Regions from separate parts of the Mus musculus genome. Here region 2 is linked to region 1. The links are chromatin loops, found by intact Hi-C in ENCODE. Cell type or tissue: heart. All regions are shown on one strand. Links, peaks and the distances in the headings refer to the core of each region. The heading gives the core; the rest is flanking DNA.

The links. A loop is a pair of places that touch in the nucleus more often than their neighbours do. Peaks named below come from ENCODE experiments on the same cell type or tissue, not always from the same donor. Only the 100,000 strongest peaks of a DNase experiment are listed, where the experiment ranks them.
Region 2: a loop joins it to region 1, with 2.1 times the contacts of the local background. A loop is called at or near these places in 2 of 42 quality-filtered maps.

Annotation. Positions count from the first base shown.
Region 1 is chr5:102,679,321-102,694,815 of GRCm38, reverse strand. The region is part of intron 3 of Arhgap24 (Rho GTPase activating protein 24); the gene reads right to left. Among named protein-coding and RNA genes, the nearest start is that of Gm30396, 56 kb to the right of the region's middle. In heart, for the core only: no CTCF peak of the experiment used is centred there; a DNase peak (open chromatin) is centred at 6,945.
Region 2 is chr5:102,468,419-102,483,913 of GRCm38, reverse strand. Arhgap24 (Rho GTPase activating protein 24) reads right to left here and starts at 2,523. Exons shown (of 10, transcript NM_029270.2): 1 at 2,052-2,523. In heart, for the core only: no CTCF peak of the experiment used is centred there; no DNase peak of the experiment used is centred there.

The DNA of each region.
Region 1 (15,495 bases), core at 3,390-11,389:
GCACACGTGTAGAAGTTAGAGGGTAGCCTCTGTTATAAATCCTTACCTTCCTTTCTATGGTCTTGTTTACTGTGGCATACATGAAGCCTGTGAGCTTCCCGGGATAGGATTCTCCTGTCCCTGCCTTCCATCTCACTGAAGAGGCAGTGGGATTACAGACATGTGCGATGACATCCAGTTTCCTTGGGTTCTGGGAATCTGAGCTCCTGTCTTCACATTTGTGCAGCAAGCAGTTTATCCACCCACAGATCCATCTCCTGAGCCCTTAGTTACAGCTCACAGATGTGCAGTGGACAGATGGCTTCCAGCCTGCAAACCCTTGATTTTCCCTTAGAAGTAAGTAAATGCGGCTCACAGAAGGACATAAATTTATGGCACATATGACACTGGGCATACACAAACTTTGTTGAGTTCCAAGCAATGACTAACATTTTTAATGCCAACTTGAACTGAAGTTGTCCACAGAACAAGAATTAAAGAAACCTCCTCAAAATCCACATTTAGAACATAATCTGAAGCCGCACATTAAATCTTTTTTTCTTACTATTTGATTCTTAACTGATGCTACATCTGTTTGGCTATAGGAATGGCATTTCATTTATGTGTCATTCCTCATTCAAGAAGCGTTGGCTACTACTAAGAGATCTTCAGTATCTGTCTGTGGTCAGAGGGCTATGATGTCTGCAGTGCTGTCGGTTACCATACCACACCCTGTTGACTAAGACAGTCAGGTGACTACATAGAGGAAAGAAACCAAGACATCTCCTACCACCAGGGAGCTGTTGGCGAGTGGCTGTCTTCTCCTGAGACTTGGTGGTAACTTCACTGAGCACTTCAGAAGGACTTCCTCCTTCTGTAACTGCCTCTCTAATACAGTCTACTACTCTGTGTGCATTGTGTGTGGTGAATGTAAGTGTATATAAGTGTCCTTGATGGTGGACACACATAGAGGTACATAGAGGGAGGTCAGAGATCAACAGTATGTCTTCCTCAGCTTAACTTTTGAGACAGAGTGTATCACTGAACCTGGAGATCACTGATTGCCTAGACTGGGTAGGCAATGAGCTCCTGAGTCCCATAACCCTCTTACCTCTACCTACCCCCATCTACCCACACAGCCCTCCTTCCACACTGGAGTTCATGTCCTGTGCCTCCACACCTGGCTTTTTAAGCATAGGTAGTGGGATCCAAACTCAGGTCCACACGGTTGTGTGACAATCACATTAGGGACTGAGCCATCTCCCCCTACTCTCCTCAGTACCACTTATATCCAGTATCCTAATGTAGGTAGGAGTTGACATCTCTGTTTCTCCATAGCCCACGTGTTCACACAAACAACATACATCTGAGGCCTTGCTCCTCAGATTACGGCCAAATACCAGCAAACACTAACACAGTGTTTACACAGCTGCTCTTTCCTCTTCATGATTAAGCAAGTTTGAGTACCAACAAGTTCCACACCATTGTGCAGTTCTGACCTTGACCCCATTTAGGTTTTGCTGTGTGCACTGGGAGGCTTTGGCCTTTTTCTCTCACACTTGTGAGGTCAAACAAGTTTCTTTCTCCAGAAACTTTTCTTTTCAAGCCAGTCATTTTTGAAGTTTTCCTACCTTAAATTATATGATCCTTCATTTCTTATTGCTTGTCACAGACACCCACAATTTATAAAAACACCCATCTTCCATCTAAGAAGCCCTAATATTTGGCTACTCTTCTAGGCTGGATGGCATATCCTTCTACTCTCTAGATTTTATTATGGGGCCAGCAATCTTACTATATTTTCTCTATAACAGGAAAACATCAGAGCCACACTGCTGCTATCTATGTTAGAGCATCCAGGCAGACCTCACATATCCCATAGCTTCTCTGTCACTGTCACTCCAGCAAAGCATGTCTTCATTCCTAGTGGACCACAAGATAAAATTCTTTTAAGAACTCTCAACATCATATGTTCCTAGAAGCATCGAGGATTTGTGTAACTGCTGTCTTAGTGCAGAGATATAGAGATGGCCCGGGGTACCTAACAGCTAAAACACTCATCAGTTTGAGTCTTTTCATGCAAGCATGCCTTTAAATCCAGCCATTTAGAGGCTAAGGCAAGTAACTGCTTCTGAGACCTGTAGAGGGCAGTGTTGACGTGCATTCTGTACTGTGTTCCACATTCTCACAACCCAGGCATCCAAAGAAATGGAGCATCTCGGTGAGTCCAGTTATCTTAGTAAGGATACCTAGTTTATTGTTCCTACCTTTGAGTACCTCACAACATATTACAACACCATTCCTTTAACAAACATCCTCTCTACTCCTTCAAGCACTGTTTCTATAGACTGTTGTATTCTGATGATTTTTTAAAAACCACTAAAAATGATTCTGTTTTAAACTAAACTCCAGCTTTGAGTATGGCTCAATCCTGGGCTACTGTAAGGTCATGACATAGCGGGTTCTGTTTTTCTTTTTTGTTTGATGTGTCCTCAATGCTTTGCTTTTCTCAGTCCCGGTACAAAAAGTAGTTGCTGAGACTGCCTCTCAGACATTTTATTTTTCTCTTAGGAGATGTGCATTAGATCCATTGTCCTTGGAAAAAATTTAATAGTGTCATGATTTGAGATCAAAGTGAAACTCAAACTCGTGGTGAGACCTAGCAAAGTTAAAATGCTTACATCAGAGGTGGATTTGCTTGTTGCTTCAGGCATGTCATTGAAAGCAGAAGGACAGTTTCTAATGCTGAGCAGGGTGGATTTAAGTGAGGGGAAGCCGCAGCTGTGACATGGCCATTTGTACCCACTGGCAAAGATGCGCAACCTTGATCTGATCAGATGGAAACAAGGTTTGTGAAGACTATCATTTCTGTATTTTCAAAGAAACAGACCAACAACCTGAGTGCTGTCCCAAACCAGGTCACTTCCTAACAGAGAATAGCTTACCTACTCTACAGTTCAGATAGAAGTTAGGGCACAAGATGGATAGTTTTTAAAAATAAAGTTTTATAAGGGATGAAGAAAAACAGTCAAAACAAATATCACAAGAAAAAATGCAGCTCTTGAAATTGAATGGTTCAGGAATTGATTAATGGATCTACAGGATGGTTTGAGAACTGATTAGTGGGTCTACAGGATGGCTGGATGTCTCAGGAATTTATTAGTAGATCTACAGGATGGCTGGATGGCTCAGAACTGATCAGTAGGTCTATAGGATGGATGACACATGAACTGATTAGTGAGTCTATAGGATGTGTGGATGGCTTGGGAACTGATTCGTGGGTCTAGAGGATGGATGGCTCAGGAACTGATTAGTGGGTCTACAGGATGGATGGCTCAGGAACTGATTAGTGGGCCTAGAGGATGGCTGGATGGCTCAGGAACTGATTAGTGGGTCTAGAGGATGGATGGCTCAGGAACTGATTAGTGGGTCTAGAGGATGGATGGCTCAGGAACTGATTAGTGGGCCTAAAGGATGGCTGGATGGCTCAGGAACTGATTAGTGGGTCTACAGGATGTCTGGATGGCTCAGGAACTGATTAGTGGGTCTACAGGATGGATGGCTGAATCTGAAGCATAGAAGATAGGGAGTGTGGGGCTGCATTACACAGATTAGGATCTGAATCACGAAGGGAAAATTCTTTGACAAAGTGGGTGTTCTAGGTGAGCCTGTCTATTCCTGCAAACTGGGCACCTGGTTGCTAATCCCCTCATTTGACCACTTGAGCAATATACACAGTGCAAACCCAACAGCACTTATATCACTGCTCCAGCTGCACCCTTTCAACCACCCTGGAAAATCTCCAAGACAATAGGAAGACAAAACAAGCCCACAAAACTGCCCTAGGTTTTGCTTGCAAGCCAATGTGTCCTTTGCATGTAATTGTGTCCATTTGTTGGTTTGTTGATTTTCTAAGATTCTCAGTCTCCAAGGGAAGGATCTGCATTTGGGAAAGTCAGTATCAGAGCATCAAGCCTTGAAGCTGGCTGGGCATTGGGATAAGCTGTGGAATTGATGGGAAATATCCTTCTAAACTACTCCTTCAGGATGCTGCTTCAGAGAACAGCCCAGCATGTTTTATACTTACACTGGTGTTCTGTGGCCAGCTAGATCGTTATTCAGATATTCATGGCAACAGCGGCTATGTTTTATTCACTTCTCATGGTTTCCATATCAGGTAGCATGCTAACAGGTACCAAATAAACACTTACATTTTTAAGCCTCTCTCCTTTTTCTCCCTTTACTGGACACTGAGATACTTTAGTTGATCGTGACAGCTATTTTAACCAAAATGGTACCTTATTTTAAACTCACACCCACATTTAAGTATGGTGTGGAATTAACGGTGGAAAATACTCCCTGTCTGCTGCTTTATGGTTACCTTTAAATATGATATTCTGTATCAGGTGGCAAATTCTTCTGGTGGTTATTATACTTATTAAGAAAAATATCTTCCTGAGTGAGGTAGCCCAGACACAAAAGAACACACATGATATGTACTCACTGATAAGTGGATATTAGCCCCACAGCTCAGAATACCCATGATACAATTCACAGACCATATGAAGCTTAAGAAGAAGGAAGACCACAGTGTGGATGCTTCAGTCCTACTTAGAAAGGGTAGCAAAATAATCATGGGACATAGAGGGAGGGAGGGACCTAGGAGGGAAAGAGAAGGAAGGGGGGGGGAAGGAACAAGATGAGGTATGGGAAGAGATGAAAGAGAAGTACAGAGGGTCAGGAAATTGAACAAAAATATGTAGCAGTGGGGCATGAGGAACTGGGGTAGCCACTAGAAAGTCCCAGATACCAGGAAAGCAAGAGGTTCTCAGGACCCAACAGGGGTGACATAAGCCAAAGTACCCAACAAAGGGAAGAAAGAACCTGTAGAAACCATGTCCAGTAAATAGGTAAATCCCAGTTGAGGGATGGGACTACTCAAAAATATCAACCCAGAAATTTTCCTGTCTAAAGGAGAAGCAGGGACAAAAAATGGATCAGAGACTGAAGGAAAGGCCATCCAGAGACTGCCCCACCTGGGGATTCATCCCATCTGCAGACACCAAACCCAGATACTATTAATGATGGCAAGAAGCACTTGCTGACAGGAGCCAGCATAAGGAGGTGCTAGAGCAGTGAGGCAGGAGTGGGTGAGTGGGTGGAGCACCCTCATAGAAGTAAAGGGGAGGGGGATGGGAGAAGGGGGTTGTGGCAGGGAAAGTGGGAAGGTGGACAACATTTGAAATGTAAATAAACAAAATAATGAATAAAAAGAAACATCTAAATTAAAGCTTATAGAGGTGTGCATCCACAAAGGTACTCTGAAAGGTGAGGTCATCATTAAATGGGAGAAGAGTTTTAAGTGATAGTGGGAACCCTGGAACCGCTGTAACTAGGATTCATCACGTGCAGACCTCTTGTCTTACACGTTGTTCTGATGTTCCATTCGTCAAGTATGTCAATGACACAAACAATCATGGGGTTTGCTCCTAACAACCGGGGCAAAGAGTTGTGAAAACAGCCACTCAATTAGCTATTCAGCTTCAAATAACTCATTCTTTCACAATATTAGAGTGTCACTCAACAACTAATAAGCTAACTATGTATTCTTATTGTATTTGGGTTCTAGGAGTATTATTTTTATTATTTATGTGACTTATCTTTTGTCAATTCCATTCACAGACAAGGTAAAGATATGACTGAGATTAAAATTGGAATTCTAAAAATTTCATATAGTCAGCGGGCATGAGAGTTGAAGCCAAACAAATAGCTTTTCTAAGTCACATAAGCTAGTGACTTGGCTCTCTGGGATTGAAGTATAATGCCAAATATGATTAGATTTCTTACTAGCAGAGATGTGTTCTGGTACGATGTAGTATTTTCAGCCTGGGTGGCTTTATATTGCAATTTACATTGTTGTCTGCCCTTTGTTTCAAATTGTTCCTTGATTAACCTAGATTTTAAAACCATTTATGATTGCTCAGGGACCTCTCATTTTAATTGATGTGCAGAATTCCCCAACATGCACTGGATCTCTACATAAGCAGCAGTTACTCATGACTATGGTCTCAGGCAATATCTAAATCATGGGGTTTACAACATTTTATTAATTTAGGTGTCCCATGAAGAATTTCAGAGATTTTTTTTTGCCATAACTATCTATATTTTAACAAGCTTAAGAAACGTGCTTAAAAGCCACAAAGGTGGCTATTTGTTCATAAGTGATGAAGACACAACAAAATTAAAACACTATTTCTGCCCTCCAAGCACTGTATGAGATGGTTTACAGTATACCACCCTAGAGGCACTGATCTCTTCTGAGTTCAGAGCAAAGCAGGCTTGTACCTGGTTAGTACCAGGATCAAGAAATAGATATCCAGCAAGCGGCATGGAAAGGGCTTGAAAGAACTCATTATAATGATGACATGACCAGACAACATTGCACACTCTAGGATCACACAGAGCAGGGCTAAGCCTGGTCCCAGAAATGCAGCTCGCTCATTCTTATTCCACCTCAGTGTCCACTGCTACAAGCTGAAATTAATTAAAGAATCTACCCAAATGTCATTATGAAAACTTACCTAATGCCTTGTTGCCTCTTGCAGAATTTAAGAAATTAATTCAGTTTGCATGTGTATCCATTCTTAGGTCACTATGTACCCAAGTGCCCACCAAATCCATAGATGTATATGTTTTAGTCTCTTTGCTTACATGTACAGCAATTAATCAGTTATTTGGCTAATTCGGGTTCCCTGCTCCACTCTGCCACTGAGCTGAATCAATTGTGTGCCAAACGAGTCAGTATTTCTTGTCCTTATTCCCACACTTCCCGTTCTCTTTCTCTCCTAGTTTCCAGGGTGTGTGATAAAGCAGAGACATCAACAATGCCTCAGATCAAGACACATTTATCTCCTCCAGTAGAAAGCATGTGCTTGGGCAGCTCCCAATATCTGAGAGTTGAGGACAGTGACTCGTTCTCCACCCTGATGACCAAGTCCTGCCAAAGAGCAGCAGATGGTGTCTCCCTCCCAGATGCCTCAGGTCGTATGGTAATCAGGCGAATGTTCTGGATCTTTTAGGGCAGATGGATGTATTCCAGCCATTGACTTCTCCACTTCCTCCTCAACCTTGGTAGACAAAACCACAGGCTCTTGGTCATTGTCACGTTTTCCCATAACCCTTCTCTGGTTATTGGTTATACAGAGCAGAAGATTTTTTTCATTTGGTTTTGGTCTTTGCCTTCATCATTAGATGATAGAAGGGAACTATAGTTTTATAAAACCATGTACCAAAATATCATTAGACAGAGAAGCAAAATTCTGTTACTCTCTCAACTGCTGGCCAGATTTCCACAATTCCTCTCTAAAGAAAAAAAAAATGGCCACATCCAAGTGGGAAGCACTCCTCTCTTCCCTCCACCAGGCACACAGCAGTTGATTTACTATCTACTGTTCTTGCTCATTTCCAGACCACACACATCCATGTGAATAGATCTAGCCTGGACCCATAACATCCAAAGGGCATTGTCCTAAGACAGCATATGCAATCTTACTGATAATGACCCTAACCATGCACTTTCAGGGGCCTTTTCACATGAAATGAAGGCCTGGCTTTGGGGGTGGGTCAATAGGGAGCATTTAGAACATGGAAGGCCCACAGTTTGATATCCCCACATGAACTACACAGTCAGGCTGACAGACAGATAGACAGACACACAGACATTGTGAGAGTGATGGCTAATTTTTGTTTTATTTTCTTGAGACAGGGGCCTATGTATTCTGAGCTGGCTTTAAACACACTACATGGAATAGACTGGCCTTGAGCTCCTTGTTCTCTTATTTCCTGCTAAGTGTTGGGGTTCTAAGTGTGTACCTTCACACTTAGTGGCTGGATGAAAGGTGATGCCTGGCTTTTATCCTCTATCTTTACTTACAAGTCAGTAAGACTCAGATTTTTCTCTAAGCCCCATCCCCTGCTTTCCCTAACAAAAACAATAGAAATAGTGACTATAATTGCCTCACTGTCATGGGTGGGTGTGAGCCCAATAGTTTTCCTGTTTTCCTTTTTTTAATCTTTTCTTTTCTTATGTTATCTTTTTTTTCCCCCTTGTATAAGGGAGACATGCATCTCTCTAGTGCTGAAGGGAGAAAAGCCTTCTTGTGCTTCTCTGGTTTGTGGAGTGGTTCCTGACTCTGCAACCCAACTCTGCCACCCTGCCTTTGCAACTTTATGTCTGGCAACCTAGAACAAGCTTATGTATCCTAAATATTTGTTTTTAAAATAAAGACAATACAACAGCTCTTCTAGCATCATAAAGTTAAAAGAATTTGAATATAGTAAGCAAAGAAAAGTGTCATAAAGGAGGCTATGACTATTTCTGTCTTACTCTCATAGCATCTGTACTCCTGGGATAGTGTAGAGTATTGATAAGTATCCATAAAGTACAGTTGTGCATTACGATAGTCTCTGAACAGAGAATGAAGGCATGTGCTCATGTTAGAAAGCAATGTCTTTACAAAGATGAATCTAGTACATGCCCTTCACCTGCATGATGGGAAGAGGGAAGAGAGCAATGAACATTGGTCTCCTTCCCTTGTGAGAGAGGGTATATAGATATAGATATAGATATAGATATAGATATAGATATAGATATAGATATAGTATAGAGATAGAGAGATAGAGAGATAGAGAGATAGAGAGATAGAGAGATAGATATAGAGATAGATAGATAGATAGATAGATAGATAGATAGATAGATAGATAGATGTGTGTGTACATGTGTTTATGTCCCTGGATGGATAGCCTGGAACTTGCTGTATAGACCAGGCTGGTCTTGAACACATATAGATCTGCTATAGATAGGTCTGTCTGTCTCTACATGTGCTACTGTGTCCAACAATATCTGGCTTTTTATATAGTATCAGATATAAGCCACCACACGGAACATGCTTGAACAAATTGAGTAAAAGCAATTAAACAAGTTATTAGCTTTAATATTCAAACTTCTGTACTAGAATTTTGACAAACTGCCTAATGATGATTGGAGATTGTTACTGTCCAGAGGAAGCTTTCTTAAAATGCAAGTATTTAAGTTGAGGCTCAGGTAGTGTGGTGGTTTGAATATGCTTGGCCCAGGGAGTGGCCCTATTAGTAGGTATGGAAGAAATGTGTCACTCTCAGAATGGACAATGAGACCCTCCTCCTAACCACGTGAGAGACAGTCTTCTCTTGTTTGCCTTCAGAACAAGATCTAGAACATTCAGTTCTGCCTACACCATGCCTGCCTGGATGCTGCCTTGCTTCCCCCATGATAATAATGGACTGAACCTGTAAGCCAGCCCCAATTAAATGCTGTCCTTATAAAACTTGCCTCGGTCATGGTGTCTGTTTACAGCAGTGAAATCCTGACTAAGACAGGTAATAAGGAAAATGCAGGAAACAAATCAAAATACAAAACAAACAACAATAAACACATGTCAGCGCATTATAATTATTGACATGTCATGAAATTCTTCTCTCTGAAAAATCTTGGAGCATTTGGAGTCAAAACAAGCCAGTATGGCTGGGAGACACCAATGAGGACAACAAGAGGAGGAGGGGTGGGCTCTGTGGGATGCTGGAGTTTAACATGGAGGTAGGTGTGCATGCTAAGTGTGAAGGGACAGCATTGAAGGTTATATGCAGCTAGAGACTTAGTTCAGATTCATTCAAGGTGGCCTTCCTGGAATGTTGGTAGAAAGTGCATTCCAAGAGAGTAAGTGGAAAAGTTCAGGAGAGATAGGCCACGGCTTCTGTAAGAATGAGGAGACAGGAATAGACAGAGGGCAGAGTGAAGCACTGGACAGGGGTGGGCAGTAACAGAAGCAGCACCTACTGACAGGCTGTGCTCTGAATTTTGATGTCCTTCGTTCATTATTTAATTAAAAGCACACTGATCTCTCAGCAAAGAAACTTCAGAGGAAAAAAAAATATATAAGAAGAGTGAAACTATTCAAGGCCACAGATGCTAGCAAGGTAGGAGGAGGGGAAGACAGGCTAGAGCAGAGCCAGGGAAGAAGCCCAACCGTCCTCCCAGATCCAAGCTGGACACAGGAGAGGACACGTTAAGAAAATCAGTCAACAGAAATCCAGGTGTGTCGTGGTCTCCAAACTTACTTTTCATCTTGGAGAACTTAATAGCATAGAGACTGGGCATCCATTCACCCTGGGACTAAAGTAGATGGTGGGCATTGAAAACGAAAGAATTGGGCTCTTTAAAGAGACATGCCTGGTCTTGTGCTGCCCTCAGGTGACTCTGTCAGGGGAGGAAACCTCCCAGAAGACATCTTCCCCATCTGGGGTTCATGGGTAGCGATGAATAAATAAACAAAGCATTTGTCAGTACATCTCCTATTATACATCCAAAATGAAGACATTTGATACTGTAGCATGATTGATTCTTAAAGCATTATGTTACATAAACAAAGATAATCACCAGTACCCCCTATAGCATTATGACTCCTATACAGAATCTTTAGAATGAGAAAAATTATTCAGAGAAGGGTAGATGCTTGGGGCTTGGGCAAAGTGGATAGTGGCAGCTAGTTGGTAACAATGTTTGCTTTTGGGGATGGAGGGGGTATCCTAAACTTGGTGTTGGTTATGTCTGTACTTGTCTGAAAGTACTAAAAGTCTTTTAGTTTCATTCCTTAAGTGGGCAAGTTATACTCACAGCACACATCTCAATAATGTTGATAAAACACAAAACCCAAACCTTTTCTGACATGAGTAGGAAAGTTAATTCACAATTAGTTTTAACCTTTCTGAGATTTCTATAAGACAATATACGGCTTTGTAAACAAACTATACTTTTTCAAAAATACACTAATTTTAGCAGATTTGAGTGGATATTGAGAAACCTGAGCCACCACCGCGACACTTCAACCACAGAGGTGGCGTGTGAAGTTGGTTCAGTATCTTGTTCGAGGATAACGGGTCTCCTTTCTCTTGTGTTCTGTGTGATGTAGCTTCCTTTGGTTAGGCTCTCAAAGTGATTTTTCCCTTAAATGTTTCCATCATTTTTTGTGCATTTATTTGTGGAACATTAAAAAACTCCTGAGCTTACTGCACCTGTGTACCTGTGAGTGTAGTCTGCCTCAGTCTGAACATCAGGACAGCCTCCTTCGGGAGTCAAGGGAGACCAGGCTCACACAGTTTTTTTCCTCACAGTTTCTTTTCAAGCACATGGCCCCTGCATCCCAGTGAAACTGAGAATTGCTCAAGCCAACCATTTCCAGTTGGGGAACATTCTATGAAGTTGTCAGATGATACCAGCAATTCTTTCATAAGAGGAGATTTTATTTTAATTTTCCTTTCATTTAATTTCTTTACAACTTAAACAAGCCAACTTAAATAATAATAGTTTGGATTCAAGCCTCAAGTTGCTTGCTTACTGGTGTCGTGATCTTTGGGAAGTCCTTACAGCAGCTTGCACAGGGGTCACCTAAGACCATTGGAAAACACAGATATTTATCATTCGTAACAGTAGCTAAATTATAGTTGTGGAGTAGCACAAAGGTAGCTTTATAGTTGAGGGGGGTCACTGCAACATGAGAAACTGTAGTAGAGGGTCGCAGCAATAGGAAGGTTGAGAATGACTGCTAACTTCATCATGTGTTAAAAAAACTACCTGCTGGGGGTGTTGGGAATTAAGTGATAGAAATAAACAGCGTGATGCTGTGTCTTTCACAGGGCACACAGGAGAGAAGAGCAAGCACCAGGAGTCTCAGCGTGTCAGCAGTCTACTCCTAACACGGTGGGCTGCACGGCTGTAGCCTGCCTTCTACCACAACCAGCAAAATGAAAAGAAAGTAGAAACTGTGGAAGAGTGCTCAACTATGAATTTGGGAATGTGTATTCTGTCCACAAAATCTTCCTACCTAACACAGCTCTTCCTCTTTTAGGCAATATTGAACAAAACTAACTATTACACAAATGAGGAGCATATTGTACTGATTCCAGTCTCACAGATTTAGAATTTTTGGTTGCCTTTGTCAAATGCCATCCATGTCTAGAAGATAGAAATGAAAACAATAATAAGTTGTTCAAACACTCACGAACATAATCTCTTATGGGGCCTCCATTCTCCTGAGGGTTAGGTACATAATCTCTGAATGAACACAAACCCGGAAGTCCTTTACTGTATGCTTGTTGGGGGCCTCATATCGGCTGTTGTGTGCTGTCTGTTTGGTGGTCCAGAGTTTGAGAGATCTCGTGGGTCCAGATTAATTGAAACCACTGGTCCTCCTACAGGATCGCCCTTCTCCTCAGCTTCTTTCTGCTTTTCCTAATTCAACAACAGGGGTCAGCTGCTTCTGTCCAAATATCTGCATCTGACTCTTTCAGCTGCTTGTTGGGTCTTTCGGGGGGGGGGCATCAATAACCAAGGAAGATGACCAACAATCATAGTTACTGATTCTTTTGTGTTTCCCAGATCTTAGCTGTTCCAGGTTGCAGAGGTAACACATTCATCCTTCAAAACATTTTAGCCACACGTAAAACTACAGACACTTATCCACTCTGAGGTGTTTGACCTCTACCGTCTGTGCTGTGTATTTGGGTTCTGGATTCACGTATGTGACGGTTGTCAAAGATGCCAAGCAGTTATTTCACTGTTTTTCTTTTTTATTAAAAATTAAACAGTGAGCATTACCTTTGGAATCTGTTTCACGCAAGTTGCCCTTCCAAAAGTAGACCATCCGACTCTTCTCATGGGAGACGTGTTTAAATCCTGATGAGACGTGCAGACAAAGATTCTATACTCCGTCTCGATTTGTACTATTTGCAGCCAAAGATAAAACTTGATTCTATCAGGTAACTCTTAGAAACTACTCTTCAATAAATAGTTGGTGAAGGACTCCTTGAGATCCGTTTTGCTCAAAGGGTAGCTCTGCCTCTTGCTTCAGCAATATATCGTGTTTCTGAAGCCTCGGCCCAGCTTGACACACAGGTTATCCACACTGCCATCAGTCTCTTATGAATCAGAAGCCAAGCAGTGTGTTAGAGTCATTCTTCTTTCTTTCATCATGAGCCCTTTCCAGTGACCTTCCCCGCATAATTTCTTTACACTGTTCTCAGATACCAAGAGTCTGACCTCTTCCATGTTCTCAAATAAAGGAACTTGTAGACGAGGAAGAATTTGTAAATGCTATGGCAGTCAGAATACATAAAGGGTGTAGGATTCACACAGTTGCTATATTAACATCTCCTTGCATCTCCGATTAATTTCCAGTGATGGACATTCGTTTTTTTGTTTTTTGTTTTTTTAACCTATGATTAATATCCTGAGCAACACTGCATCTAGCTCCTATCTTATGACTGAGTCACAGGTCACTGGACAGAGCACAGAGTCAGGTTGCTGCCTGCAGCTCCTATGTGTTGGTGGCTCACCAGCAGTAGTTTCAGCAGCAGCATCCATGGTGCCCTTGAGGCTTTGTGACCTGAACAAGGAAAGCAATGTCACTGCCAACAGACATGCAGTGAAGAAGGAGCCATTCATGTTATAGGAGGCACCAAGTCAATGTGCTAGGAGCCAACAGGTAAACAACAGACCAAGCAGGGCAGATGGACTTAACACTGGATTCTAGATTTTCCTGAGACTCATATGTGGCTTAGGGATAGACTTCCATCACACAAGAGAGGAAGTAAACGGAGCCTGGCAAAAGAAATTCACATTTTAACACTGGAATATAAACCATCTCATTTCTTTTCATTAAGTGGTTTCACAACAATTGATTCTTCACACATCTACAGAGGGAAAACGATAGGAGAGATGTTAGTAACAGTTGTGGGGGCTCAGGGCACTAGAAATAACAAGGACTGCTTTCTGGGAGGTCAGTTGAGAAGCTAGACGCAGAGGTGGAGGGAGGCTCTGGGACACATTGGTAGAGATCACTTTCCTCATTTGGGTGACACTGAATGCCAGCAGTCACACACACACACACCCCCCCCCCCCGACCTAGCAATGGTGCCTTGCCTAGAAGAGCCGCATCTTTCCTAACTGTTCATCCTAATGGTGCCAGACACCCCTAAAATGAGAGTTTATCAAAATGTTTTCGGGGAGACTGCTTCTACCAGATGTTCATTCAGATAGTAAATACTACTTTTGTAAGGACAGGAACTTGGCGTGTAAGGTCTGCTTTACAGACCTTTATTTGTGAGACAAGTCCTTACCCTGGTCCCCAGTCTCTTGTCATCGTCTTGCCTGGGCTTCCTAATCACAGCCTGCAGCTCTGTATCTGGCTCTGTGTATCCCTGATCCTAACTATGCGTGAAGCGAATCAGCTCAAATGTAGGGTTGAAATGAATTATCAGGTTACTATAGCACTCAGGGCTTCTGGTTATCTACCATTCCCTATTTTATTGGGTGTTTACCATTCCCACATGTTATTCTGTGTCTCCCTCTTTCCCCTCTGTCTTTCTTCCTTCCTTTGTATACTAGGTACTTATTAAACAGCGTGTTGTTAGGTAGTTTGCTGGGCTAGGAACACAATGGTGAATAAATCTTCTTCCCAGTTCTTTTGGATCTTAGCATTCTTGTTGAGAGAGACAAACAACAAAAGCTATAGGCCTTCAAAGTAGATGGAGACATGCTGGGAGCCTTGGTTAGGAATGCATGTCCCTAAAGGAGCACAGACAAGGCCTGGAGAGATGGCTCAGTGACTAAGAGCACTTGCTCTCGCAGAGGACTGGAGTTTGGTTTCTAGGGCCCACATTGACTAGCTTACAACCATCTGTAGTTTCAGTTCCAGGGGATCCAATGACATTTTTTTTTTTTTGGCCTCTACAGGAACCCTCCTGTCCAAGCACAAACACAGACATGGGCATACACAGAGACACACAGACACACAGACTGACACACACAGAGTCACATAGACACACGGACCAACATACACAGAGACGCAGAGACATAGATACACACACACACACACACACACACAAACACACTGAGATAGAGGCACAGACACTCAAACAGAAAGATACAGACATACAAACACACATGCACAGGTATGAACACACATACAGAATAAGACACATACTCACAGAAATGCACACAAACACAGACAGACACACAGACACAAGAGACATAAATATAGTCACAGGCACAGACACACACACACACATGCACAGGCATAGACATGCACATACATACAGATACATACATGCACACAGACACAGATACACATAGAGAGAGACAGATATGCACACAGACACAGACAGACAAACTTACATAACATAGATAATAAAACAAATAAGAGGCACAGTTACAGTTACGGTCCATCAGAAAGATGAGCTCAAGCCCACCTTCCCCTCCTAGACTGGGAAGAAGCCAGTCTAAAGTGAGCAGAGGGATACACAAGGAGTACACAAAGGCTCCAGACATGAGGAGAGCATGGCTGGCTGAGAAACAGAGAGCTGTGGCCAAAGATGTGAGGGACAGGAAGAAGGGTGAACCATACCAGAGAAATCTTATATAGG
Region 2 (15,495 bases), core at 4,341-12,340, 210 kb after region 1:
AGGAAACTAACATACATAGCCAAGATTTCACAGCACCACTGCCTTTGTGCACCTAGAGAAGCCAACCAGGACGCTAGAAGCCAGGAAGAAAACTCTCCTCAGTGGGCCAGTAGGTCACAGCGGGGGCTCTTATGGGCACTGTTGGTAAACACCACTTAGACTCTGGACCCATAGCAAAGTAATCTCACAGTACACAGCTGCTCATTCCCACCCACCGACTGCCCCGCCCCTCCCCGCCCCCGCCCCCGCCCCCACCTTCCACCCAGGAGAGTTCAGGATTACATGGGAAATGAATCCACCATCCAGGACAGCTCTCAGAGTTTTGGCAGCTATTATCTGAATCAAATGCGGAGGCAAATTTCACTGGAGATATAAGCCAAAACTAGTTTACACTATATTCTTGTCTGGAAAGAAACATCGCTATTTATTTCTACAGTGGTTTTTCAATTTGTTCTGAAAAACTTTATTTTGTCCCACTTACTACTAGGTTAGAAAGATTATTGGATAGCAACCACCCTTGTGTTAAATCCAAAGCCCTCAGATGCTGAAATGAAAATGATGATAGCAATGTTGTGGAAAGTCAAGGGGTCTGAGTTTCTCCTACAGAGAGAATTACAACCCCCCATATCCTGCTAGCTGTACATTACTTCCATGTACCTCAAAACCTCAGCCTGCTCCCTATTCCTTTGAAAAGGTCTGCTACCAAGAACATGCGTTCTCCTCTGTGTGAAAAGATGTTCTTTCTTTTACAGTTATGTTTTGATGGCTTTGCCTTCCACCATGTCTAAGGCAAAAGCTCTGACAACTCCATAAAGGCTCTAGAGAGCAGATAGTGATGTATTTTCTGGAGGGTAGGCACTCAGGAAAAATGAAAAGGTGGTTATGATTAAGTTCTCTTGGAAGGTGAAGTATTCCCAGAGAAGATGAAGTAAGTACTGGGGAATTTAGAGGGAGATTGAGAACCCACAAGCCTCGGGTACCTTTGTATTTGCTTCCTAATGATTCTGCATGTTTTATGATGCCCAGTTCAATACCAACATCACTTCTTGACCTTAAGGGCTAGTTTTGAGCTCTAATTAGAGTCAGGGAACGAACGGATTGAATCTGCCTACCCATCTATCTCGGCAATCCTGTATAGCTTTTAAATACCACTGCAAATGTCCCCAGATTCGAATCAGTTTCTCTTATTTAGTAGTAGACCCAACAAGACAAAACTTTATACTTATGAGTAAGCAAAGCTTTTACACTTTGTATATTTCAGGCACCTCACCTGACTTTCTCATTTCCTTTTTGAAGAATGGGATGAAACAGTGATGTTTTGGAAGCTAAACGGGACTAATCTGTAATATGGTGAGTAAAGGGACAAAAACAAACACACTAGGGAGAGACTTACTCAGATGAGTTGGAACAGATTACAGTGGAGCCAGGAGCTGGGTCACTAGCCCATATTAGACAGCCTAGCATCTCAAAGGCATTCCGCCTAATAATCTCTCTTTGAGGACTTTCACAAGAAATACTGCTAAAGTTATCTTTAATAAGAATGTACTGCCTGCTTCTCTTTTAAAGTAGGTGGATACCTCCTCAAAATACTACTCCTTCAAGAAGTCTAAACCCATCTGTGTGTCTTAAAATCCACCGAAGATTACCACTTTCCGGTACAATAGTAACACAATATATACTGAAATCTACCTCCACACGCCAGTTGTCTAGGCAACTCTGAAACTAGCTAAAACATCAGCAGATGAAAGGAGAAGGTAGACGGCGGGAGTAGAGACTGTATCAGTTGCATTTGTTTTGTAAGTCAGAAACACAAGATGCCTGCTTGTTGTGTTTTACACGCAAGCGAGTGCTCTCGCGCGCGCGCGCACGCGCACACACACACACACACACACACACACACACACACACTGAACCAGTATGGTCCCAGCGTTGCTCCTGGCTCACAGCAGTTACCTCCCTATAGCCTGAAGCTGCTATCCACCCACCCTCCGGGTGGTTTCTCCCCCCCTCCCCCCAAGCCCCAGCTCCACAGCAGCAATCAAATCACCTACCCTGCCAGGGATGCCGGACCTACAAGGGATGGCTGGCGGCTGCTCCGATGTCCAGGCTCCTAGGACTGGCCTAAAGATGAGTTCCAGTCGGCAGGGTGCCCTTTACTTCCCAGGGCGAGCGCAGAACCCCATTCGCCAGGCCTGCGTGCTGCTCTCAGAGGAAGCCCGGGCAGCCCCAGAGCCACAGCTGCATGGAAAGTTGGGGGGGACTCCCCCAGCAGTCGCTGTCTCGCTCTAGTTCTGTCCCCTCTGCAGCCTGGGCGGCCCCGCGGCCCCGTGATTCCCTTCCGAGTCCCACCGGCTTTCTCTCACCCGGGCTGAATTGCCACATGCACTTGAGAAATCCTAGCAGTTGCGCAAAGAGTCAAGAAGTTAGAAAGAGTGATTGTGTGTGAATGTGTAAATATACAGTACAAGAGGCTGGAACAACTGAGTGGGGCCAGCCCGCAGACGCAGCCGGGTTTCGGGTTTCAGTTGGCAGCTGGCGGCTTCAGAGGACCCAAGCAGCACTGGTGGGGTGGCGGGAGCCCCGCCCTGCACGCCAGCCTCACCTCCAGAGCAATGCTGGGCGGGCGCCCCATCAGACACCACTGCCTGGGCCCTCTGCAGTTGGCTGCGTTCATTTCAGCCCAAATGCAGCATGAGGGCATGCTGCTCACAGATCTGTGGCTATGGGTGAGAGAATGTAAGGAACCCAAAGCCCCCACTCTTGTGTTCCTTCAGCAAGCCTCACACACTGGTTATGCGCGCCCTGCCACCATCTCTGCCAAATCTTATTTCTCCAGCTTAAGCTTTATTCCTAAAAACGTATTTAGATGAGTGTGCTCTAGTCAGGCATTTCGAGAGATGTTAAGTGTAATAAACCGTCTTGACATGCTTTTAGAGTTCTCAGAGCAAGGTGGCAAATATATTCCTGATATAGACTGCCCCAGCCCCCAGCCCCCAGCCCCCAGCCCTCCCCACTCCCACCCACTGAGCGCTTACTGTTCTAGGTGTTTGGCACTCTTAGGTTTCCTAAAGCCTGGTGTTTTGGATTTTGTCCTTTGGGATGTCCAGGCACATGCTCAGGCTGACGAGCATACAAGCCTGGATGGGCACGAATAGGTATTTTGCTTTTGTTGCCGTCAGGTTTCCGGGGCGGGGGTAGGGATGAGTCTGCTCCATCCCAGGCCGAGGTCCCACTAGAAAATTGATTTTTCTGGCAGGAGACACCTCAGCCCTTTAATGAATGAAATTAAGTTCGGGGGGGGGGGGAATAAGCTCTTTTGCCTGATCCTTTAAAATGTGTGTAGAACCCCTAGCCAGAAGCCATGTGGCCTGTGTTTCTAATTGGTGGGATAGATGACCTTCAGCGGCTCACAAGGCCTTGCATGTTGTAATGGCGGACTGTTAACACTGTCAAGTGACAGCCTGTGGGCAGTTCTAAATGAGAACTGCAAAACAATGAGATTAACCAAAATGAAATCTGCACACATTCCATGCCCTGAGAGCCCCTGGAAGACAAGTGTCAGTAGGTATGATTCAAGACTGTGACATTTCAAAAAGGCAAGACTGCTATTAGGTTGGGAGCCTACTTTCTGGTTATAACAAATGTTACCACAGCAATTCAGACCCAAGGTGACACAAATTAAACTCAGGGAGGCTGCCCGGCAGATCCCAGGCTGAGAGATTAAGATACATCCCATCCTTGTGTCCAAGGCCTTTGGCCTTCACACCTCTGTCTCCATCGTTTCCACTTGACACCATCTCACCAGCCAGTGTGATGTATGGGGTTCTTAGGCTAGAGAGAACACAGAAAGAGAAAGGGGAGGGTTGTCATGGAGACGGCAGATGAGGTAAAGGAAGAGTTCCATCTGCTAAGAAGGACCACAGACCCTTCTACAGCCAAGTACACTAGTGTATAACTAACAACGCTGGTGCTGCACTGAAGCCTGCTGGGATTGACATAAAAATCTGTGACTAGGGAATGTAACACTTGCTGCTTCCTGGATTCTGATTGCACCACTCACCCCCGGAGAGGATTAAGTATGTTTGGGACGCTGCTTTCCTGTGCCCAGTAACAACTTTAAAGAAGAGATAAATCCTGGAACCAGCGGGCAGACATTTGATTCTCACCAGAGGTGGTGGCTTCTGAGAAGTGATGTCTCTCCTTCAGCTCTGGGGAGTCTGCAGAGGGTGTGGCCAAAGGGTCATTTGAAGTAATGGTGTCAAGTTAACTTTAATCCTGAGGGTGAAGCATAACTCTGCAAACCCTAGAACTAATTCAGAGGGACAAACAAACTTTTAGGAATCCAGAGTCCTAGGCACCTACTGGAGCGTCTAGGAAAAGAAAGCCAGCTATGGAAGGCAGGTAGGCCTTGGGGCACACAGTCCATCCGTGGAAGACATGGAACACCTTCAGGACCAGAAGTTCTCCAGAGACTAGAAAACAATTAGGAAGAAGACAAAGGAAAGAAGATAACGGCCTCGCATCTGAACAACTTGTCTGGGTGTCAAGGACAGAAACATCACCCAACCAGAAAGTCCCCCTGGACAGTGCTCCTGTTAGGCCAGGCTGCATTAGGAATTCAGTGAAGGGGGACAGGATAGACATTTGTAAACTCCATGGGTCCAGTGTTTTCACATATGACTAGTTACTATTAAACAAGTATGGAATGAAAATGTAATTTAATGGGATTTCCTCATTTAAAATAAAAATGCCTTCTCATTAGATTCCTTACCAGATTCCTTGAAACCCTTAGCATAGAGTTAGTCATTGTCCTGCCACCCAATTGTTCATTAATATCAGAGACTAGGCTCTTTAATTATGTTTTCATTGGGGAAAACATAAATTCCTAAGAGGGCAAAACACACAGTAACAAAACAGAACAGTCAAGACTTGCCAAACTCCTTGCATTTCCTACTGACTCTTGGCAACAGAGCAGAATTTGTGTGGGTGCTACATGCACAGAGAACCAAGACTGAGGCCCGCCTTTAAAACGGGGCTGTTTTTCAGAGCCTGCTTTTGCTTTTGTTTGTTTGTTTGTTTGTTTTATTTCCCATAGGAAGTTCCATCTAACACAGTCCAGTCTTAGCCAAGTACACTAGTGTATAACTGACAATGTGACTGCCCCATGGGGTGGTGAAGGGGAAGGTTTTTATTGTAGATATGAGGGAGAATAGCCAGAGGCAACTAGAAGAGTCCAGAACAGAGAGAGACAAAAAGTAGACTGAACATGACCAGCAGACGGGACATGGGCAGAGCTACCTGTGAGAGAGGGGAGAACAGCAGGGGAGAGAAAATGTAGGGGAATAGGAGCAGAGCACAGTGAGAGCAAAGGAGGGGAGGGGAGGAGGAGGGGGAGGGGAGGGGAGGAGGAGAGGGAGGGGGAGAGGAGGGAGGGAGGGAGAACGGGGAGAAACAGGAAGAGAGAATAGCAGGGCTATAAGGAGAGTGAGTGGCTTCCAGGGAGGAAGCCTGTGAGCTGGAGTGAGTTTTGGGTTTGTGGCAAGTACTTATGAAGGGCTAGGATGCCAGCATGGACTTTGAAATGTCTAACAGGTCCTTGGTATACCAAGGGATCCTGGCAGCCGGCCTGAGCTTTGATATGCTAATAGTCACTACAGGTAGCCATCTGTTCCTTGTGCTAGTGTGGAGGGAAGTGACTCCTTTTGGTAGAGGGAAACTCAGGCTTCACAAGTTCCTGAGGAAGACTGGCTTTTATCTAAAATCCACCCATAGTCAGCCCAGGTTGCACTCACTTCTGGATGTACAAACTGCCTCTTGGAGTTTGGAAAATTGGAGTTTCCTTTGGACCTAACAGTGGAAAGACACTGAGAGAGGTTGTGCCCACACCCTCTTGTTAGACAACATTGTCACATGAGTCAGGGGTACCATTGGCTCAATGGGCAGAAGCAATCCAACTACATCTCTGGTAGAAATATATTAATGAAGACAAGGAGCAAAAAGAGCACAGGAGGAAGATCTGCAGAATCCTTCCTGCTCAGCTACTCCATCTAAGATCAGCTATCAGTCGGGTCTGCTATCAATTAATCACACTTGACATCAGTCAGATTGGATATTAATCACATTGAATATCAGTTAGATTGGATATCATTCATATTGAACATCAGTCTGATCGGCTATAGCCAATGGCTTAAAGAAAAGAGTTCATTACCATTTGGAACCTGAAAGTGGCCCAGTGTCAGCCACTGGCACACACTTAGGAACTGATATAACTCTGGTGTCAGAACAAGTCATATTCTACCCTCCCATACCACCAGAGTAAGCAGGACAAGAAATCCACAATGAAATGTATATCTACACTTAATCTAATGAAGAGTTAGTTCAATCCTTGGAATTTAGAAGATATGGAGTTTCAGAAAAGAAAGAATAAAAGATGCCCATGACTTCCACATTTACATGTAAATATGGTTGTATTGTCTAATTTTTTAAAAAACTCTGTAGTAAATGCCTAGCTTGTATAGTGGTCTGGGTGATGTTTTAAACGGAGAAGGGTCTTTTCTGCCTCTACTCCAGTGCTATTTCCAATTCCCAATTCCAGTTAAGGGCTGGAGAGATGACTCAGTGGTTAAGAACACCCACTGCTCTTCCAGAGGTCCTAAGTTCAATTCCCAGCAACTACTTGGTGGATCACAACCATCAGTAATGGGGTTTGATGCCCTCTTCTGGTGTGTCTGAGAACAGCTTCGGTGTACGCATATAAATAAATAAATAAATAAATAAATAAATAAATAAATAAATAAAACCGTTGCCTTTGATGCTTCTTAATCCTAGATTCAGAACTGGAAAGATGGCTCAGCAGTTAGGAACCCTTGCCGCTCTTCCAGAGGACGAGAGTCTGCCTTGCAGCAGCCACGCCCAGCAGCTCACTACCACCTGTGATTCCAGCTCTGGGGCATCCAAAGCCTGGGATGTCTCCAAAGCACACACATGTGTCATACATGTACACATGGGTGTAATAATAGCACTCATGTAACAAATAAAGAAACCTAGTTTCAGAGAGTCACCAGATTCTGTTAAAGAAGCCCTCCCTCCCTCCCTCCCTCCCTCCCTCCCTCCCTCCCGGGATCAGCGGGCTCCTTTTAGTTGGTTTCCCTGACAGTTCTGCTTTATACTTGTGGTTTGTTTCTAAATAACTTGTTATTCTAGAGTTTCTCTGTATTGATTCAATCACAAAGTCTCTAAAACAGACTTTATTCCTATCTTAGCTTTACATAGTCTCTATTCTGCACTTACCAATGAACAAAGGAATATGTAAATAAACATGCACACTTGTGCGCGCACGTGCGCACACACACACAGAAAGAAATGCATGCACACACACATACATAATGACCCCCATTCTAGTCTTTAAGCAGCCACCCTTGGATTATCCTTTCTGTGTTTTTCGTTTTAAAACAAGCTTATTAATTTGGTTGAATTTATTTTTTGTTTCCCTGCAAGGTGTTAGTTTTAAGATCTGAAATGCAATACTCAGGTTTTAGGAGCTAATTTTTCAAGTTCCTGGATTACCTAAACACACCCACATACATGTACACACACCATGCACATACATACACACCCATAGAGTCAAACAGATTCCCAGACATGTGTCTTTCCTTTGATGGGCTCAGCAGTGAGTTCAAGACTGAGGATATTCAATGCTGTTTCGCTTGAGCATACTCTAATGCCTGAACGCTGTCCAGGCAACCCTTAGGCTGCCTCTTTTTATCATATTTTAAGCTTCGTAAACAACGAATATGCTTTCGGCTTCCAGTCTTTGTTTCTCGTCCCTTTGTATTGTCTGCTTTATCCATTGGATAATCTGAAAGTAAGTGAGAAGAGATGCTGGCTAGAACGGGTTGAATACTTGACCCAGTGTTGGTTCCTCAGCCTCAGCTATGAATGAGACTTGGGGCCAAAGTCATTGCTTTAAGTCCTATAAACCTAAGAAAACTGTCAAGGGGCAACTTGACTGACTGTTATAAACTACAGACATAACTATCAATTAAACAAAGTGCTTTTTAAGGGGAGCTAAATAAAAATTGTAAATGGACCAGTGTAACTCATTCAAATACGTAAGTAAAGGAAATAATAAAATGATGGAAACAGCTCTTGTAATTGTAAAACTGCCTTCCCATAATGAAGTTTTCTTTTCTTTTTTTTTTTTTTTGTAGCAAACCTGTGGAAAAGACTATGGTTATTATTTACATTTTGCAAAAGAAAGGACAGTGCATTGTTTTGTCCTTTCTCATGTAAGCCGCTAAAGGTCGAGATACCTCTTAGGCTAAGGCTCTCCGAGGCCAGTTCTAGATTGCTTTCACTAATGTGACAGGGGCAATGTCTTCTTATACAAAGGACAGCAGAATATCCCTTTCCTATATCACTAGAGTTACCCAAGTACTTAACAACTATTACTCTCTTATGAAGAGGGACATAGTGTGCACACCCAGACCAAGGTTAAACCTTATTGAAGGTACTATTGTGAATGGCCTACCCTATCCAAACTCCTATTCAAGCTCTGAACAAATAGCAAAGGTGACTGTTTTCCATTTCCTCTGTTAGCGGGGCTAATGAACAATGAATTGGTCAAAGACCAGCCAGAAATATCAGTAAGTGGAACAGTAGTGGTTTGGATAATTCAGGAACTTGAAAAATTAGCCCTTAAAAACTGATTATTACATTTCAAATCTTAAAACTAACTCCTTGCAGTGGAACTAAAATAATGATAATAATAATAAATCAAATTAATAAGCTTGTTTTAAAAAGAAAAACACAGAAAAGATAATCCAAGAGTGGCTGCTTAAAGACTAGAACGGAGGTCATTATTTCCTCAATATTGGAAAAACCACTGTAATAAATATTCTGGAAAGTCAATAAAAAATAATGTAAATGTTAGTATATTTTTTAAATTACCTCCTAGATTTCCCAGGAGTATTTCAACAAGACAATAATCAAAGTAGGAGACTCAAAATATGGGCTACTGAGCCAAGAACGAAGATAGAACCACGGGGCTCTTGCTTTTTTTTTTTCCCAAAGCTTATGTTTAAAAATACTTATTTTGCAGAGTGGAAAGGCTAAGCTGAGGAGTGCATTGATAACTGGGATTCACACTGAGGGGACAGATGGGAGAAGTTCTAAACACTGAGCAGCCTGCCCTACAGATCCTCAAAGACAGGCTGCTGTCTTTGTGTGTTCACTTCAAGGAGATACTGAGAAGAGAGGCACATGGTTGACAGTGATGGAGAATAGTCCACAGGAATGGAAACCCAAGCCTCAGGACTTCGGCTGAGACACTGACGAACAGCCAAGAAGGACACTTTCAATATAACTGAGATGACGTCACCCCAGTGTTCTCTGGCAACAACTTTGTGGGGGAAAAATTTCCAAGTTTATGAAGAAAGCAATGCCAAAACCAGAGAATCCAGCAAAATAATTTAAGCTAGGTCTTTAGCAAACCATTCCTTACCTAGGGTGGGACTTAGGCAGCGTTCACCACTGTAACAACATCAGTAGAAAAGTGGGGTCCAATGGTCTCTTAAAGTTTCATATGGGGTGAAATAAACGCACCAGATTGGAGAATGAACAGCAGAACTAAAATCTGTGTTGGGAAAATATCAACAGCTCCCAAAGCCAGGGGATGATATTCTAAAAGCCTTAGGAAGAATAGAAAAAGAATTGTGATTTCCGTTGATCCTATTGGTTATGCAGAGCCAAGCCTAAAGTCTGTTATTTAAGCCTTCAAACATCGTTAACTAATGTAAACTCTGTCTAGACCCCTGACTAAATTTCTAACTGTCATAAATACTCAATTATCAAGTGTTCCACAGGAATTAATATCAAATATTTTGATATTAATATCAATTAATATCAAAAAATATAAAAAAGGATACTGAAAGAAGAGGAAAATTCAAGAAGTAGCTAGAAGTTATACACATGACTGATTCCCTATATACAGTCAAAAGTCAGGCGTCACCTCTGAACTCCAAGACTGTCTGCAGTGTGAAGTCAGTCCCGGTGCCATCTGTCCCTTGACAAAATTTACATTCAGGCACTAAAATGGACAATGTAAAGGTTTAAAGTAAAGCTTTCCCTGTTCCTCTAAGGTAATGCACAGATGACTGGTAAGGCAAATACTTGTTCTTGGCTACGCTCTGGGCACTGAAGTCCCGGGAATCATCTTTACAGGCTAACAGAAGGCTTACTCTACCCTGCATAAATTTGGGCCTTCCTTTAATATAAGTATAAAGATATTTTGTCATGTTCTACATTTGTTTCATGTGTTCTTTAAACTTCAATGCATAGACCCTGAAGTGGAAACTTCTAGTTCTTTGGAAAATTAGTTATATCAAATAATGCTTTGCTGGGGCACACAGGTGAAAGGCTGCCTTGATAAACAAACAAATGAAAGACTTTTCCTGAAGCAGACACAGGGGAAAGGCTGTTTGGATATAACAGACACGTGAAAGGACCATTGATGAGGGAGTATAAATATGACCCCACAGACAGTAGGAGACGAGCACTGAGCCTTGGTTTGGTTTGTTCTGCCTCACTATTCTCTGCTAGATGCACAGATGGATTGGTTCATCTTATATAGCATGGTTGAGCTCAACTTGTGATAACTTGCCCGTCGAGAGAAATGCGCCCAGGAACTGCTCTTGAAGTGCCCGCAGCAGCTGGCTGCTTCTTTGGCCTTACCTTGGGCTGATTGGCAAGCCTGGCAGCTTCTTCAGGATTGACCTATACAGCTGCCTAGATGTTTGCTTACTGAAAGGACTGGACTGTAGTGGCTGAATTGGTTTTGGGGTTTGCTAGGGGACTGAACTCCTGCCAAAGAAAATCAAGCTCGCCCCCAAAGAACTATTGCTGAACAAGTCCACTTCCCCCACACCCTAGTAACTTTTCTCTTCCACTACCTCTGCTGGGTGGTGGACTAGAGGAGAGGCTGAACCCTTACTAAAAGAAGGATGCAAAAAATGTATGCCTACAGCCACAATGACAATAAATAATTAATTTTAGATGATCCCATTCACATTTTTCTTAATATACATTATAAAGAAATCATATTTCTGAACTTTACACTTCTAGGAAAACACTAAGCGTTTATAAATTATGAGAGAGATATAACGACTATATTAAAATTTTCACAATCAGTTTGTAAACATTAAAATATTTTTTCTGGGTCAACGGGTCCTATTTCTGGGCCCTATTACAATAGGAAACACAACATAGCAACAAACCATCAGTGACCCTCCAGCTATGCTATGAAACTGATTTTGAAATTCTAAAATTACATACATTTAGGTTTTATGTTTTCCATTTTTAAAACAAAACAAAATAACAAAGTCTAGAGAAATGTAAGTAGGCTTTAAGGTTAGCCAGAAGTTTTCTGTGGGGATGGAGACACGGCTGATGATGGAGAGAACTGGCTGCTCTTGCAGAGGACCTGCCTTTGATTCTTGGTATCTGTGTGATGGTTCATAACCCTTTGCAGTTCCAGTTCCAGGGGATCCTGAGTCACCCTCTTCTGGCCTTTAGTACCAGGCATACAAGTGGTGCACATACATGCATGCAAGCAAAACATCCATACACACAAAACAACAATAAATTGAACTTAGAAATTGCAGGAATTCCTGCCTCCTTTTTCGCTTAGGATGAAAACTCCAAAAAAAAAAAAAAAAAAAAAAAAAAGTCAGTTATATTCGGTTTTATAAATAAATCTCATAAGACAGAATTTTAATATTAAGTTCCCTACCATGCACAAAATAACTTATTACTCTTAATATGAATTTGTAAAAGTAAAGCAAAACAACAAATGCTTACTTAAATGATAAATTTTGCATGAATGAATCATATTGGTTTGGAATTTTTTTTTTAGTTTTTTTTGGGGGGGGGCTTTCAAGACAGGGTTTCTCTGTGTAGCTCTGGCTGTCCTTGAACTCACTTTGTAGACCAGGCTGGCCTCAAACTCAGAAATCTGCCTGCCTCTGTCTCCCAAGTGCTGGGATTAAAGGCGTGTACCACCACTGCCCGGCTGGTTTGGAAATTTTGGAACCACAATTTTGTACAAGTATTTAAATGTAAGGAAAGAAGATTATAGTAAATTTGATTTTTAATTCTATCAACAAATAGTTGATGTCAAAATTAACATGCCTGTCTATGTCCAATGTCTTTCCTCCTTCTCCCTCCCCTTACCCCAAGGTACTGTGAATAAACCCTGAGGCCCTGGATATACTAGGCAACTTCTTGTTCTAGCTACACAAGTCCCTCTGTAAAATACCGAATTTAGATGGTTTTGCTTAATAAACTCAATAGGCTGAAAATCCAAAGCTAGTCATATAAGTATAATTGATTGAACTATTGTGTCCATGTTGACTTTGTAATTACTGGTTACAGTTCTAAAATACACAGTTGTAAATAATATGTATAGATAAACTCATTACCAGTAAAAATCTTTTTTGCCTGTGTATTTTACTGGGGCAATATTACTGCCTTTGCTCAATCATGTTTTTATTTGCTATCTAATGGATCCTCCACTGACAACAGGTTCTTAAATGTAAACTCAGTCTGCGAACACCAGCTTTGTAATGACTGCAGACATCAGGACCAACTTAAATAATAACTCATTACATAAGAATAGTTCTCTTTCCAGTACTTTGGAGGCTATGACAAGGTGGATCTGGGGGCCAATCTATATTACACAGGGATAGGCTATTTCCAAAAATTGAGGAAGGACTTTGGGGCTTCTGTCTTATAAGCCACCTTTTCTTTGAGCTGGCATTATGTTTGAAGGGAGAGGAATGCCAGTGGGGGTGGGACACAGGATCTGTGATCATAACTGCTCTCCTCCAATAAACATGATCAGCATATTCATTACAGAATTCACTGTGGAGCTGTCAGGGTCACAGCAATTTCTACAGTTAAAATATCATCTTACTAGGAATTCTCCAACAGGGGCACGAAAGAAATGTGCATAAGGGAGTTCTTATAAAGAAGAAAACTCTTGAGCCTGTTTCAAAATAGCTTAATCATTATTGCTACCATTAATGGAACTCATTAAAATGGCTGCCATTAGTCTGTCTAGATGGTTCCACCATAATTCAATTTTAATTAACTCGATCATTATTTTTAACAATGCTAATAAACAAGCTATGCTACACCCTTATTCTAACCTTGACTCTTGCAGTACAGAAAGGAAGGGTTTGGACCTTTCGCTGCCTCTCTTTTTAAAATTGCTATAGTGACACTGAACAAATTATGTCATTAAACTCCAGTAATTACTGTTTTTTACCAACCAGTCTTTTGTTAGAAACCTTCAATATTTTTATGTTCCAAGTGGGTTTTAACTACACTCCTGCTGCTGCCAACTCCATGTCACAGCAGCCAAGAGCTGTGGTATGAATAATGCATACACTGTTTACATATTACAAATATGTAGGGTCAAGAGTTTTGTAATATATTCATGAGTGGCAAGCATTTGCAACCCTTTGGAACAAGGAGATAATTTCAAATAGAAGTGTTCACATATCGCTTCTGTGTACAATAGAATCTGTATGTTTCTATGAATGTTATGAAACCTTGAAACTGCAAATATCAGTCTTTGAAAGTGCTTCACAAAAAGGTAAAGGGTGATACCAAGAAGGAACGAACATGAGCCCTTCAAAAATGTCATCAGTGCAGAGTTACATCCTAGAAATGGCTCCCAGCAAGCAAAACCTCTTTCTTTGAAATACTAGGTATCAACTGTAGGCATTTGTCCTTCATTTTTGGCAAAAGTTTCTTGAATAGTCTTTTTTTTTTTTACTTTATTGTTGTCCCACATAACAATGTTTTGATCAAAGGCAGACCATAGATACACCCATATATGTAGTTGACATACGCCACATACCCTGGTTATATAATGTGCTAAACTATGTAGTTTATTGTAAACCCATCTAAGATGCTCTACAGGAAATGACATAATGACATATTTCTCAGAACATACCTCTACTGTTGAGGAATGTAGGGCTAAACATGTATGCACATATATATATTCCACTTAAGTCGTCCATGCATATTGTATTCTTTCTTGGTTTTTATTACTTGGTATTCTCCCTGCCAAAGACTTTCTCCCCAAGTGCTCAGGCCCATGTTCCGCTAACAGCATAGGTGTCTTTTCAGCTGCTCAGAATTACTAGAGTCATAATGTTACCAGGTAAGATTGCTTTCAACTTGAAGCTTACAACTGCTCATGAATTGACATATGGAACATATTTTAACAGAGACTTCCTATCATCCTTATAATAACCCACAGGACATTTCCCATAGTGCCTCCCATGTTGACTCATAGAAAGTGTTCATTTTGCTCATCTGAAGATGTGAGTTCCCATTGTATGGTGTTACAAAAGCAGATTTTCATTGATTATGGAAAGACCAAAGTGATCAACACAGTCAATATAAACATTTGTTGCAAGTGCTAAAAGGTAAATTTCAAACATAAAGAACAGAGTCAGAATGAAGTTTCTTAGGAAACTTATAACTTCAGTCAGGGATCACTTCTATCTAATTGAAGAAATCAAAATTCACCTTCTCATCTTAGTTGTGCTTCATGATGCTATGACAATATCCCCTGACAAGATCAATTTAGGGGAGAAAAGGATTTAGCTCATGTTCTAGGTTCCAGTCTGTTATAGCAGAGAAGTCACAGTGGCTGGAGTTGGAGGAAACTGACCATATTCACCCATATTCAGAAACAAAGAGCAGTACCTGCCTGTGTTGACTTCATTTTGTCCCCTCTTCTGCAGTTCAGAATCCCTGCATAGGGAATGGTGCTACCAATAGTGGGCAATTCTTCCCACCTCAATTACCAACTAAAATAATCTCCCACAGACATGCCCATGGAACAATCTGACCTATGCAATTTCCCTCATTGAAACTTTCTCCATGGGTGATTCTAGATTATTTCAACTTGACAATTAAAACTAGCCATCACAAGCCCTAGTTTTCAAGGAAGTTCCTAATTTACACACATTAGTAACTTATATGCAACGTTTTGTTTAAGTGGCTTTCTAAACAAATCACTAACTGAATTTCCTATCCTATCCTTGGAGTTCATCTAGTTTCATTTTATCTTTTCTCATTGCTCAGCCCTGTTTTGTTCATTACTCCAACAATAACCTCCATTTAACACAGAGAAGGGAGGGTTTCTAGAGATGGCAGTTGCCTCTCACACAAACTGCTTTCGTGTTGAAATACTGCCGACTCCAGGATAAAATGCCCAGGATGGCTCTCCCTATAAAACCTGGCTCTAATTCTTTCCTAAATGGTGATGAAGCTCATTATAGTCTTTTATGTTCCCAGCAGGATGTGGGAACATAACTTCCAACTTAAGACCCAGGAGTATAATTCCAGGGGTGAGTCATTTATTAGAACCACAGCACATGTGATTCGCTGAGGCCAAACAGCTGAGAATGGGGCCTGAAA